Regions from separate parts of the Homo sapiens genome. Here region 2 is linked to region 1. Evidence: chromatin loops called from intact Hi-C (ENCODE). Cell type or tissue: natural killer cell. All regions are shown on one strand.

The links. Hi-C counts contacts between places; a loop is a spot of excess contacts. Peaks named below come from ENCODE experiments on the same cell type or tissue, not always from the same donor. Only the 100,000 strongest peaks of a DNase experiment are listed, where the experiment ranks them.
Region 2: a loop joins it to region 1, with 3 times the contacts of the local background. A loop is called at or near these places in 1 of 110 quality-filtered maps.

Annotation. Positions count from the first base shown.
Region 1 is chr2:213,103,320-213,105,819 of GRCh38, reverse strand. All of the region lies in intron 4 of IKZF2 (IKAROS family zinc finger 2), which reads left to right. Among named protein-coding and RNA genes, the nearest start is that of IKZF2, 47 kb to the left of the region's middle. In natural killer cell, no CTCF peak of the experiment used is centred here; a DNase peak (open chromatin) is centred at 1,539; H3K4me3 peaks cover 696 bases; H3K27ac peaks cover 1,971 bases.
Region 2 is chr2:212,814,176-212,816,675 of GRCh38, reverse strand. All of the region lies in intron 2 of LINC01878 (long intergenic non-protein coding RNA 1878), which reads right to left. Among named protein-coding and RNA genes, the nearest start is that of LINC01878, 20 kb to the right of the region's middle. In natural killer cell, no CTCF peak of the experiment used is centred here; a DNase peak (open chromatin) is centred at 1,055; H3K27ac peaks cover 1,723 bases.

The DNA of each region.
Region 1 (2,500 bases):
TTTCACAAGAGAAGTTTTAAGCATGATGTTACCCTATCAATAGTCGTGGCTGAAGAAGTTCTTTGATTTTTGTTTGTTTGCAGAATTCTGATTTGTAGCATTTGATAATCACAAATTTAAAAAGGATCTTTGCACTTGTGTTTTGATTTTGGTCACAATTTTATAAATTGGTATGTTTCGATGTTTTTGTTAGGAAAAAAATGTAATATACTGACATACCACCCCCCCCTTCCCCCCCCACACACTACACTTCTTTAAATACGCCAGATAAAATCATTTAATCAAGCTTTTTGGGAATGTTTGAGTGTGTCAGAGGTGACGTATTGTGTATAGACAAAGGTAAGAGAAAACCAGTCCAGGAATGAGAACATCATTCCTGCACTGTATGTGCATGTGTGTTTTTCCTTTGCTCTAATGGTATTCCTCCCTTCCCCCAAAACCTCTGGTGTATTTTCACTAATAATGATGTCAGGTTAGGTACTTTTGGGAACAGTTGGAAAGGAAAACAGCAAGGGAGAAGAGGATTGGATCTTCGGGCTATGATTGGGAGGGAAGGCAGTCTAGGGAACTGGTTTCTGTGGGTAGCTCATGAGGGAGAGCTTTGCAGTAGAAGAGGAGTCAAACCTTTTGGGAGGGTCAGGGGAATAAATTGGACATTTCAGGGAGTCCCTGGAATTGAAAGAAGCAGTCAAAGCATTAAGGGAAGTCTTTTTGACACTACTCAAAGGAAGCCAGTGAGGGAAAGCAATGAGCTCCTTTGAGAAAATTCTGGGATAGGAGCATGGGGGCCTGGGAGGGGAGGGAATCTCTGGAGTACCTTTGTTGTTGGCTCCACATAGGTCCCTGGTGTGTGAAAGGATCTAGATAGGTGTAGTTATAAATGGGTTGGCCCTGTAAATCTGTTCATATATGTGAATGTCTTTCTGATTTCCTCTTCTTTTTACATTCTTATCTGAGTATGGGAATGGCTGAAGGCTTTATTGCTATCTGTGTGTTGCATGCTATGTGGATCTTTTAAGGCGTGACCTTATCAAAGTTGGCATCTAAATGCAAAAGAAAATGCAGGGCAAGCTTGTTCTAGTTGGGGTTCCTGTCACCAGACCATAGCAATTTGGAACAATGGATACATTACCTGAATTCACTGGCAGCAAGCAGAGTCCCTGCTTCTATGCGTGCCCTTATCAGTGTTTAAAATAGTGCCTCGTACTCTGCGTACTATCTAGAAGAGAACACCTCCTTCCCATTCTCTTCCTTTCCCTATTCTTTATTAATATTTTGGGGGGAATGCTTTCATTTCAATAGTTAGAAAATGTGGAAAAACAAGATTGCAAGGTTGAGGTGAAAGTAGTACAAGATTGGAAGAATGAAACTCTTTTTTCTTCACTCAGTAAAATGATACTTTTGGCTCAGTGCCTGGGGAACATAGGCGAGTTAGGATGGTGCAGACAGGACTAGCAACAAGTTTGTTAAGGAATGGGCTGAGAACCCCTTGCCTCTGCCCTGTGGTTTACTACAGAATTTGAGTTGTAACTTTTTCTTTTTCTTTTTTTTTTTTTTTGTCCGTTAGAAGCAGTGGTAGAGAGATTACACACTAAGCTTTAAAACCACAGCAAAACAAAACTTTTAAAACACTTGTGCGGTAACCTCAGAAGACAGGTTAACACATTCTGTTTTAACTGTACTATTAATGTGTTTTGCAAGTTTGCAATACCTCTAGACATGGAGGTCTTTTTCCCCCTTACATTTTATGTATACTGCAAATCGAATCCGAGGTGTGTCTTGTGAGCATTAAAATAATGAAAACAAAACACAGTTTTATCCAGGAAATATATAATTCTGAATACTAAAAATCTTTTTAATTGATCATTTATGTAATATATCATCACTTTTATTCAATACATTTCAAAATATACTACTCTTTTTAGCAAATTCAAAGTCCTTTTAACATTTTCTTATAAATCTGATATCACTATATTTGTAACTAAGGAATTTTATGGTGAGATTATTTGAGCTTTATTTCTGTAACAGTTGTTCTAAGTTATAAAAATGAACATCTTTAACACATCTATATAGACTTTAAAATAGCTTATTTGTAATTTAAACTATCTTCAAATATTTTGCTATATTCCTGTTTCCCCTAATTATTCAAAGTTTACAAAACAAACATTTATTGACGATCAGTGATGTCACAGTTTTATTGTAAGAAGACATTTCCTTTCAGAGAATTAACGTAGAAATAAGGAAGGTTAAAGAGATTTCCTATCCTTTCCTTAAAGAAAAAAAGGCTATTTATCACTTGCCATCTTATACTCATTCATTCATTCTCTCATTCACTATACATTCAGTAAGTGCCCACTAAACTTTTATTAAGCCTTTCTTTTCGTTCAGTCTGTTGATTTGATAAATCAGAAGATTATCTTTGATAAGTATTCATATAATACTTTTTATTATCCTTTTGTGATTGTTTATTAAGCTATCTGTCCAAGCTTTGAAGACAGTC
Region 2 (2,500 bases), 290 kb after region 1:
TAAAAAGAGGAAATGTGGACACACAGAGGGACACCATGGGGTTTGTATGCAAGAGGGAAAGACCAGGTGGCCATCTGCAAACTAAGGAGAGAAGCCTCAGAAGAAACCAAACCTGCTGACACCTTAATCTTGGACTTCTCGCCTCCAAAACTGTGAGAAAATACATTTCTGATAGTGAAGCCACCCAGCCTGTGGTCTTTTGTTACGGCAGCCTTAACAAACTGATAGAGGGTGTTAACTTTCCCACACTCTGGGTGGTACATGTGTAAATGGAGAGTGGATTTTATTCCTGGTCCCAAGCTGAGGTGTCAACAGAATAGCCCCAAGTGGGAAATGAGAGGTAGATTCTTGGGGTGAAGTGCTGTCATGCTGCACCTAAGCCCTCACAGATCAGGTGGTCAAGTTGGTGTCTGGAACAGGACAGATACAACTAAGAAAACCTGAAAAGGTGCACAAAAGGTATTAATACAATATACAACAGTATTTTTAAATGGCAAGTTTGTTACTAATAATCAAAACTACCTTTTACTACTTTATGGATTTATGTAGGATTCTTTAGGAATGCTTATGGCTCATGAAAGCGTAATTACATCACTCAATTTCATTTTAAATCATGTACACGTACAACTTTCTGAGACCAGAAAGTTGTACCAAATAGCCACATGTTTATTTCAAAGAGAAAGCAAAATTTAGCGTCTTTATAAAAAAGTAAACAAACTATATATACCTAAAAAGATAAAGCATTAGACAAAATGTAGCATTGCTTTCATTGTTTTTGTATATGTGCCTGCTTCCCTTGAAATCCATAGCACCAGGATTTGGCCTTCAAATTCCATGTACCATGGTCTATTGCAAAGAATCTTGAATTGGACACACTAGAAAGATGAGTGATTTTCTTGGTCAAAGAAGGCGTGCATATGGTTATAAGTTTGGTTACATGAGACCACAAAAGCTTTCTGTTATATTTGTGGAGATGTTGGGAAATATCTCCGTATTTCAGGGGTAGTTAAAGGGTTTGTGGATTGGTGAAGTGAGAAGGACTGAGAGGAAATGTGGTTTCTGTGGGTGCAGAAATGGAGTCAGGAGTCCTGAGTGCTATGACATGAACAAGTGCGGAGGGATGTGCCCACGCAGAAATATCAGCGACTGAAAACTTACCAGTGACAAAGTTTGCATTTCAACAAACTTGGCATCTGACATGCTTCTTATGTACATTCTAGTCTAAGAAGACAACAGGCTGAAATCCCTCCTCAAAGATGGCACTGAGTAGGAAGTCAAACTGGTTTTCATACAGATATTATAAAAATGTTGCTTGCTGAGAAGACTGGTCAGTGTTGGTAAGATGAAATGTGAACACTAAAATTGCAGGCTTTGCAGAAGTCATCATTTAATAACTACCTTATTTACCTAATAACTACCTTATTTACCTAATAGTTGAAAAACGGGAAAATAAGAAAAGACATATGTACTTGCTCACCCACTGTTTAGCTTTGTGTTCATCTCTGGCTGGATGCCATTTCCAGGTGTTTGGCATTGAGCCAAAGACTAAAATTAAACATTTGGTACAGCTCTGGGTGAGACACAGGGGTGATGTAGGAAAGCTTGTTCAATTCTTGGCCCCTGACACTACTATTAGTGCCTCACTTTTCAGGGCTGTCAAGTGTACCCACCCATTTAAAGGAAAATGGAATAAGATAGAAATGTGATTAGAAAAAATCTATTAACCCCCATATATTAAAGCAAAGTCTCCCTTATAGTACACTGTTTACTTAAAAATTTTAAGTACATTTTCATTTCTTTGGAAAAAACACATAGGATGAGTAATGCTTTTATTCTTTTCAGGGGTTGGTCCAAAGCATATTCTAACAGTGCTCATAGGTATATGACATTGTGAAAATAAAATTTGGAAAAGCAAAAACCAGAAATTCAGACATCAAAAAATATATAGGAGTTTTCCTGTAGATGAATTCATCAGGTTGTATAATTTAATTCTCAGTTTTATAGATATGAAAACTCTATTTCGGTAGTACTACAGAGGTGACTACAGATTGGTGCCACAATCAAAGGCACAATAGAATGATATCTAATGTAAGTTAGAATGAATCTGGATTAATTTGTCACTAACATGGAGAGGTCTGCTTGATTTGCTATCCATATATTATAGGACAATAGGGCCTTAGCAAGTGCTTATCTTCTGGATAGGTATACTTCATTGCTTTGAATGCTTTGTTGTGTATTGAGGAAAAACAAAGAAAGGTTGAGAAATGACATAAACATAACATTAAAGAAAAGTGAAAATAGTTCAAAAGTAAAGGATCAGTGGATTTCTAATCGTGGCTGACCATTCCTTCATTTTTGTTATCAGAAAGTAGAGAGTACAGATCTTTGTCAATCAGATAAGTGAAGCCATACTGACTGGCCTCTCTCCACGACTACAGAGACCCCAGGGACAGACCTGACACGGTTTTCTATGCTAACATTCTATAAAAAAGCTGTAAGA